Linked DNA regions of Homo sapiens: region 1 is linked to region 2. The links are chromatin loops, found by intact Hi-C in ENCODE. Cell type or tissue: heart left ventricle. All regions are shown on one strand.

What was found. Peaks named below come from ENCODE experiments on the same cell type or tissue, not always from the same donor. Only the 100,000 strongest peaks of a DNase experiment are listed, where the experiment ranks them.
Region 1: it touches region 2 in a loop (10-fold over the local background); 12 of 110 quality-filtered maps call a loop at or near these places.

Annotation. Positions count from the first base shown.
Region 1 is chr7:41,969,810-41,974,809 of GRCh38, reverse strand. GLI3 (GLI family zinc finger 3) reads left to right here. Exons shown (of 15, transcript NM_000168.6): 13 at 2,183-2,473. Among named protein-coding and RNA genes, the nearest start is that of GLI3, 260 kb to the left of the region's middle. In heart left ventricle, no CTCF peak of the experiment used is centred here; a DNase peak (open chromatin) is centred at 2,344.
Region 2 is chr7:42,306,906-42,311,905 of GRCh38, reverse strand. No RefSeq gene overlaps it. Among named protein-coding and RNA genes, the nearest start is that of GLI3, 72 kb to the right of the region's middle. In heart left ventricle, no CTCF peak of the experiment used is centred here; no DNase peak of the experiment used is centred here.

The DNA of each region.
Region 1 (5,000 bases), 340 kb after region 2:
CTCCTAATAAAAGCTCTGTATATTGAGTGCTTACTATGTTCCATGCATCCTGGTAAGCACTTCATGTACATGATCTAATTTAGCACTTACTGATAATCCCGTGAGCTGGGCATTAAGCCCAGATATAGAATCTTAATAACTGATGCCTCCCATGATTATCCTAGCTGAAAAATGATCCCTCCTCTGTCTATATCCTTACATAGCTTTCACACTTTATATTACAGATCATTGCATCTTCTTATTTTTCCTATCAGATTTTGTATTCCTTATGATTAAATTTTGTTGTATGCAACTTTGTGCTTGCAGAATCTTGCACTTCAGTAAGTCTGAGAACATTTTTCTTAGTCTCTAATTATATTTTATTTCAGTCACTGATCACAACAAAATTTGTGGGCAAAAGTTGTGTGAAGGGTTAATATATTTTGTTTATGTTATGTTGTTGTGAGGTATACATTTCCTGAACCTGTATTCTTGTGAATTTGTGAATTTTTGTGGGTAGATAATGTGTATGTTCACACACAAGGGCACACGGGCACAGGTGCACCTGTATGGGCTGTTGTTTCTGGAAGTGCAGGAGCCGACACATTTGTATCTCATTACATATTGGCTGCGTCCTTGGTTCTAAGCTAACCCATAATGTACATCCATATATTTACAGGAAGAGTAGCTCTCCAAACATGCAGGCTTTGTGCTCCCTCTCTCCTTCTGGTCTCCATACCTCTGCCCCATATATCCCAGTCTGCCTGTTGATGGAACAACCTGTCACAGGAATGCTGTGAGCAAGCATAGGGCCTGTGTCAGAACACTGTAAGGTAATGGCACTAATTATCAGAGCCAGTCTTTTGTCCCTAATGCATAGAATTTGATGTGCTCATCTTATTATATATATATATGCTGCAAATCACACAAGCTCCTGAATAGATGTAATTCATAGTTAATGGGAATCAATTCTGCCCAAAGGAGTCTCAGGTTTGGAGGTGAAACCTCTCAGTTTCAGGATCTTTGCTTCACTGCATTAGGACATTTCAGCATTTTAGGTAGCACTCAGTCTGTTCTTGGGCTTTTAGTGAAAAAGCATCTTTTAGACATACATTCTACAAGACACGGCATCCTTTTAAATATAATAGGTACATTATAGTAATCCTGCTTTTCATGACGCTTGCTTACGTAAAAGCTCATCCTCTGCTATACATAGATATAAATATATATTCATGAAAGCATTCTTGCGTATATTATATTTTAAGCCAAGTGAACAAACTCACAAATCCGATGTTGGTCATGAGCCAAAGGTCAGCAGTTCTGTGATTTCAGAAAATAATCCGCTTATATAAGCATCCGCATAATTTTTTATGACTGTATCCTTAGGCTTGATCACTGACCCACATAGAAAATGAAATTAGCATGAAATAATTTATAGACCTTAGTTATAAATTCACTGAGGAGAAGAAAACAGACCAGAAATCCTGGTCCCCAGAACATCCGTCAGCCCTCTGCAGTTTATGATGAGGATTCATGGACAGTCTGTAACAGGGCTTTCCAACTTCAAAGAGCAGAAAGGTTCTGGCTATTTTGAGCCCTGAACATCCCCACACTTGTAATGCTACCCAAAGGAGCACATTTTAGTGTCATCTAACATGGGAGATGCCATCGGCAATTTTTAAATTATGCCTGTGCATAAATAGCACATTTTCAAAAGGATCAGAGTGATATTAGATCTCACAACCAGGACATCCATAAAAAACTTTGTCACACAATCTCTTCTGAAAGGTGTGCAGTCTTCTCCTGATTAGATGATGGGTGTCTTTTAAGCCATCTTCATAGTCATCGTCATCATCATCATCATCATCATCAAATATCTATTGAGTGCCTATTATGGCACCGTGATACTTCTCACTCACAGTGTAAATGCTTCCAAGAACATCAAGGCAATTTACACATTCTTAGTTCTCCCTGAGCCTCTCTCTCAAGCCATAATCTATTAAAGCTAAATTCTATGGACACGGAACAGTGTTCTAATGGCCTTATTAAACTATTAGTTCCTAGAGGTATCTGAACACCTCAAAGCCTTGTGAAAGTGTTTTGAAAGGATTAAAAATGTAATGAGCAACCATAAAGGACTTTTGGGCTGGGGCATAGTCTCTTTCATAACAATCTCTTACCTCGTTCTTGTGGGATTTGGCAGAAACCATATGTGTGCAAAATCCCAGGCTGCACTAAGCGTTACACAGACCCAAGCTCCCTCCGGAAACATGTGAAGACAGTGCATGGCCCAGAGGCTCATGTCACCAAGAAGCAGCGAGGGGACATCCATCCTCGGCCGCCACCCCCGAGAGATTCCGGCAGCCATTCACAGTCCAGGTCGCCTGGCCGACCGACTCAGGGAGCCCTTGGTGAGCAGCAGGACCTCAGCAACACTACCTCAAAGCGGGAAGAATGCCTCCAGGTGAAAACCGTCAAGGCAGAGAAGCCAATGGTATGTCATTCACTCTCCTTCTGACTTCACAGCAGGCCCATTTAAAAGAGCCAGGTAGGGTGCATAGAGGGACAGGACTTCCCGGTCCTCACTGTGTCAGGCTGTCTCTGATCTGAGGAGGCGATGAGGGCAGTGACCCGTATTGCTTACGTGAAGTCGATCAGCTCAGAAAAAGAGTTTCCAGGTTTCCTAACTGATTTTTAAAATCCCTCCCAGAACCATACCACTGTGCCATGGAAGGAAGAAAGACACGACTGTCTGTCTCTCCAGCGTGTCTGTAATGTCGAAAATCATTCATTGACTCTTCCTGTAAACATGCTTTCTGTCTTCTTTGCCCTGGTGACCCCAAGGTAAATAGGCCATGGCCCATATTCTTTAGGAGTTTACAGTCCAGTGGGATAGATAGACTGAAAAACAAATACCGTGCAGTGTGATGGAGGCTTACACACAAGTCTGTGTAAAGAGGATTCAGGAGAGGGACGGACTGCCGGTCAGTCGGGGCAGAGGAAGCCATGGGACAGGAGTTCAGTGCTCCAGAGGGAAGAGCTGAGGAGGATGAGGAGGCAGAGGAGCACAGGGGTGGGAGGGGAACAGCATAGCAGGGGTGAGTTTTTTTGTTTGTTTTTTTGTTCTTGTTTTTTGAGGAAACCACTCCAGTACCAGTCTAGAAACTGGGTAAACTGGAGACCACTTCTGCAGTTGGGCCTGAACCAGTAAGGCAGAGCATGAGAGAGGGATCTGGAAGATTCAGTAGGCAATCTTTGTGTTTGGAGACTAATAGGACATGTGGGCTCTGCTACTCTTTCAGCTTCTTTCAAACCTCAGTTCGTGACTTCGCTTCATGAATGTGATTTTATAAAACACCTAAAAATTTCAAAGACAACAAGAAAAATTAAGAGTAGATAGTATAGTAGAGGAGATTCAGCCCATCTGGCCATGCGTAGAATGGATTTAATTGTGCAAATATATTGGGTTCTGGGCTGTCACTCTCTAACCTGTGAAGGAAGTGTACCAGAGAGAAGTTTCATGCTCAGACTGCCGGATGCACGGAAACAATCAGGCAAACAGATTTATACTTAAAGCCAGCATTTTCTTAAAATTAGAGCAGTCTATCGGATGGAGAGCCTATGAATTCATGAGTGATGTCACAGTACGTGTGGGTGGGAAATAATGCACAATCTTACCATTGAGACGGTGAGAAGCTATGTTTTAATGACTTACTGAGTTTGTCTTTGAATTCTTAAGAGTCTTAGAGAGTGACATTAAGTCTAGCCAAAAATAACACAAATCAGCTATGCAGATTTATCATGATTTATCAGTGGGTAGCTGTACTTTGCTTTAAAAAAGTATCTTAATAAGATGTTTATACATTATGGTTGATCACTGTATTTTAATCAGTTCATAAACTGTGTTTTATATACTTTTTTTGAAGGGGAGCACATGTCTATTCTTAAAATAAAGCCTACCTGTATAATAATTGTACAGAACATTCAACGGTTTATCCTCACGTGTTTAACAAAACAAAGAAAGTTAATTTGCAGTCTTAGATTATGTCATGAAACCGATGATTTATATTCTTGGGATATTCCAAGAACCCAAAATCTCTTCTACTTTTAGTGTACATTCCTAGCTCAAGAAAATTGTCATTTTCTCTTCAAACACCCATTGTTTAAAAAGAAAATTGGTAGAAATAAAAATTACAGCGATTTGGCTCAGCAACATTGAGATGTCCCAATGTGTGAAATATTTCATAAAGTAATTCAGTCATATTAGGTTGGTGCCAACGTAATTGTGGGTCTTGTCATTACTTTTAATGGCAAAACCCACAGTTACTTTGGCACCAACCTAGAACCATAGGACTAAAAGAAACCATGGAGATCAAGACTATGCCCATATTTTGAGGAAGCTGAGGCTTAGTGAGGTTAATAAATTAATCACATTTCCACAGCAGATATTATGTGTGTATATGCTCACACACATTTAAAAGTAGGTATCTTCACAGACATTTACTAATAAACATGAAATTTACATTTCTAGTTTTCTTTAAAAAACATGTCTTTGATTTGATCATCATGCTATAAATTAAATTCTTTCTTCTTTTTTCTTATTAATGCAACATCTCTTCTGTCTAATGCTCCTAAATGTCTTGTTCTCACTTCCTAAGGACAGTGGGTAATAAGGTGAGGGAATTTTGGCTTCTCTGTCCTTTTTGTTTTGTTTTCATTTTTTTAACATTTACTTTTTTCTGTTAATTTTTCTTTAGTTTTTGTGGTTTTGTGATACTTTTGGTAGTGAACATTACTCAGATATGTTTCAAATATAGAAGCAATGTGTTTTCAACATTCAGCATGTGAAAAATGTGGAGTTAGTTGGTGAAATTCATTGTTCTATCTGTCTAGGTTTCCATAACAAATCACACTGGGGCCTACCAAGCAGATGTTCTGAAAGACTCATTATTGTACTGACTAATGCAAATTCATCCTTAGACCAGATGTGCACCACCTTCTTTGAGGAAGATCTGGCTTTA
Region 2 (5,000 bases):
TAGAACATTTTAAAAACATAAAGCAAAAAAGACATAAAAACATAACCATAAGAAACAAGAGTTGACAGAACTCAGAAGAAACTAAGAAAAGACAAAATTTTCTGAAAATGAAAAAACTGGAAGATGTCAAAGGGAGAATAGATCCAATGAAGCTATAATAAGAGGAATTGAGAAGAAGAATGAAAACAACTGAGTAAAAAATAACATAATCATGTCAGAAATACATAGAATCAAGCCAGACATGGTGGCTCACACCTGTCAGGTAAAACCCGGTCTCTACGAAAAAACAAAACATAGCCAGTTGTGTTGACACTCACCTGTAATCCCAGCTACTCAGGTGGCTGAGGTGAGAGGATCACCTGAAATTGGGGAGACTGAAGCTCCAGTAAGTTGTGATCATACCACTGCACTTCAGCCTGGGTAGCAGAGTGAGACCCTGTCTCAAGAAGAAAAAAAGAAAAGGCAAAAAAGAAGGAAAGAAAGAAAGAAATAGAATCAGACTGAAAGAATTGGATATAAAAGACAGGCAAAGAAGATCCAACAGATATAATGGGAATCCTAAAGAAAAAGAAAATGAAAGCAATGGAACTGAATAAATACTTAAAACCACAATAAATAAAATTTATGTAAAGAAAAGAATACCAATCTATACTTGAAGGAGCCATCCATGTTCCTAAAAATTTTACTTGCCAAGATATTCCATAATAAAATTATTAGACTTAAAAGAGAAAAGTGATTCTGTACCAATAGACAAAAGACCAAGTGACTTACAAAGGAAAGATCTGTAGGTTATTGAAAGATACTGCAACAGAAACATACAAAGAAAGACATCCGTCGTGCAATATTTTCAAGAAAGGAGTAAAGAAAATGTGAATGAAGAACTTTATATCTGACCAAGCTGTCCATGAAATACCAAGGCTATTTTATATGTGCACAATCTCAGGATATATTGTACTCACAAGCTATTCTTAAGGAAGCTACTAGAGGACAAGCTTTATATAATCAAGAGATAGCCAGATAAGCTTTAGCAAAGGAGTGATAATAATCGAATATGTTTAAGTCTAAGGCTAAAAGAAAGATGGAGACAAAGAAGAAAAAATAGTATAAAATATTATATGTTATGACAAAGTAGGAACAGCTAAAATAAATGGAAAGACACAGAAGATAAAAAGAATAAATTAGAAAAGATAAAACTATTTCATAGATAATTTGTGGGAGTCAAATAATATCATTTAAAATAGACAAAACTGAATAGTAGAAGTCTAAGTAAATAAAACTAAGTACTGAGGACATTATATAATATAATAGCAATAGTAATAAGATAACTAATATGACAAATATGACACCAGACACCAAAGTTGCCAATACCTTCATCTTGGACTTCCCAGGCTTCAGAACTGGAAGAAATGAATTTCTACTATGTATAAATTGCTGAGTTTATGCAATTTTGTTATATCAGCAGGAATGGACTAAGATACAGCCTGAACTGAATAAAACAATAAGTAATGTTATAAAAATCCTAAACAATAATCATTAAGGTAGTACATTGGGGGTATGTATTGAAAGTTTCATATTTATGAAGTTTTGTTAACTTTTTCTAAAGCATAAATGGACCAATCACAGAGACATACTATATCTTATTAGAGCACAAAGAAAATTTCAATACATTATAGGCAAGTTCTAAGGAAAAATTAATAGCAAAATTCTAAAGCCATTAAAAATGTTTTTAAAAACCTCTCTACTAAACAACTCATGTGAAAAGTGAAAAAGATTGAAATTGCAGAATGTCTAGCATATGATAATAACACTAAATATTGGATATATAGAATACAAATAAATAAGGAAAACTGATAGCCTTAAACAACAGCCTTACAAAAATAAAAATTAAAGAATAAAGGTGTAAATATTAAATCATAACCTCTGCTGAACTAAAGAAAAATGTAAACCAAAAAGAACAGAAATAAAATAAAAGCAGAACGAATATGGTAGAAAATAGAGAAATAATACAACTAATGAATAAATGAAAATGCTCTTTCATTGAGGAAAAAAATCATCAATATAGACAAACTACTGGGACACATATTTAAGGAAAAATAAGAAATGCGCTGGGCACGGTGGCTCACACTTGTAATCCCAACACTTTGGGAGGCTGAGGTGGGCAGATGACAAGGTTAGGCGTTTGAGACCAGCCTGACCAATATGGTGAAACCCCATCCCTACTAAAAATACAAAAATTAGCTGGTCGTGGTGTTGTGCACCTATAGTCCCAGCTACTCAGGAGGCTGAGGCAGAAGAATCTCTTGAACCCAGGAGGCAGAGGTTGCAGTGAGCCGAGATCGCACCACTGCACTCCAGCCTAGGCAACAGAGCAAGACTCCGTCTCAAAAAAAAAAAAAAAAAAAGAAATGACAAAGGACCAATAACCATTAAAATAAATGACATTTTCAAAATTATAGGCACTACTTTGCACTACTCTGTAAATAAATTTGAAAACCAAGATGAGCTGAAATGCATCTTGATCATGGTGAATGGTCCTTTTAATGTGCTGTTGAATTTAGTTTGCTAGTATTTTATTGAGGATTTTTGCATTTATGTTCATCAGGCATATTAGCTTGTAGTTTTCTTTTTTGTAATTTCCTTGTTGGTTTGAGTGTCAGGGAAATGCTGGCCTCATAGAGTGAATTTGGAAGTATTCCTTCCTTCTCAGTTTTTTGAAATAGTTTGAGTAGAATTGGTATTCTTTAAATATTTGGTAGAATTCAGCAGTGAATCTGTCAAGTCCTGAGCTTTCTTTGATGGGAAACTTTATATTATTGCTTTGATCTTGTTATTCATCACTGGTCTGTTCAGGTTTTCTATTTCTTCATGATTTAAACATAGCATGCTGTATGTGTCCAGGATTTTACCCATTTCTTCCAGGTTTTACAATTCGTTGGTGTATAGTTAGTTGTTCATGGTAATCTCTTGTGATCCTTTGTATTTCTGTGATATCAGCTGCAATGTGTCCTTTTTCTCTCTAATTTTATTTAGTTGAGTTTCTATTTTTTTGAAGGCTAGCTAAGGTTATGTCAATTTTGTTTATCTTTTCAGTAACCCAGCTCTTTGTTTCATTGATTTTTTCATATTTTAGAACCTATTTGTTTGTTTATGCTCTAACCTTTGTTATTTATTTCCTTCTTTTCTCTCATTTCTTGATTGTTCTTACTTTTCTGGTTCCTTGAGGTGTAATGTTAGGTTGTTTATTTAAGATCTTTCAACTTTCATGATGTAGGTGTTTGTTGCTGTAAACTTTCCTTGTAGCATTGCTTTGATGTATCCATAGGTTTTGGTATGTTGTGTTTGCATTCCCATCAAAATACCAATGGCATTCTTCACAGAAATAGGAAAAATAATCTTAAAATTCATATGCAAATACAAAAGACCCTAGACAGGCAAAGCTATCTTGAGCAAACAGAACGAAGCTCAAAGCATCACACTACCTGACTTCAAAAGATAGTACAAAGCTATAGTAACCAAAACAGCATGGTACTGGCATAAAAATAGACACATAGATCAATGAAAGAAAATAGAGAACCCTGAAATAAATCCGTTCATTTACAGCCAACCAATTTTCAACAAAGTCACCAAGAACATGCAATGAAGAAAGGGTAGTTTCTTCAATAAGTGTTATTGGGAGAAAACTGGATATCCATACGAAGAAGAATGAAAATAGACCTCTATCTCTCACCATTTACAAAAATCATCTCAAAATGAATTAAATACTTAAATGTAAGACCTGAAACTATGAAACTACTAGAAGGAAATGTTTTATGAAATTGGACTGGGCAAAGAGTTTTTTAATAAGACCTCAAAAGCATAGGTGAAACAAGTAAAAATAGACAAATGAGATTACATCACACTATGAAACTTATTCATAACAAAGGAAACAATCAGTAGACTGAAGAGGCAATATACAGAATGGGAGAAAGTATTTGCAAACTATGCGCCTGATTAATATCTAGAATACATTAGGAACTCAAACAACTCAATAGCAAAAATGACAGCAACAGTTCTTTAAAATTTTATTTAAAAATGGGTGAAAAGCCTGAACACACTGGGTGCAGTGGCTCATGCCTGTAATCCCAGCACTTTTGGAGGCCAAAGGAGACGAATCACTTGAGTCCGGGAGCTCAAGATCAACCTGGGCAATGTGGTGAAACCCTGTCTCTACAAAAAATATAAAAATTAGCTGGACATGGTGGTGTGCAGGTGCAAGGACTGCTTAAGCTCAGGAGGCAGAGGTTGCAGTCAGCCAAGATAGCACCACTGTACTGTAGTCTGTGTGACAGAGTGAGAACCTGTCTCTCAACAGTGGGCTTAAAATATTCAGTAAACCATACTGTAAACCGACGTGCTGTCATACAGACTCTGTTGTTTCAATTATAGAGCACAGGCAGAGTAGATTTGGCATAATTCTATTTTCTTGTATTAGCCTTGAGGGTCCTACCATTCTGATTTTTCAGAATGGTAAATGAGCATTGGCTTCAACTTAAAGTCACCAGCTGCACTAACCTTAACAAGAGAATTAGCCTGTCCTTTGAAGCTTTTGAGCCAGACATTAAAAGTCCTAGACAGCATCTTCTTCCAATATAAGACTATTTTGTCTGCCTTGAAAAACTGTTGTTTACTGTCACCATCTTCATGAATGATCTTAGCTAGCTCTTCTGGGAAACTTACTGTAACTTACCGAATCAGGACTTGCTGCTTCACCTTGCACTTTCATCTTACGGAGATGGTTTCTTTCCTTAAACCACATGAACCAGCCTCTGCTAGCTTCCAACTTTTCTTCTGCAGTTTCCTCACCTCTCTCAGCCTTTATAGAAATGAAGAGAATTAGAGCCTTGCTCTGAATTGGGCTTTGGGTTCAGGAAATGTTATGGCTGGCTTGATCTTTTATCCAGACCATGCAGACTTTCTCCCTATCAGCAATAAAGTTATTTTGCTTTCTTATCATTTGTGTG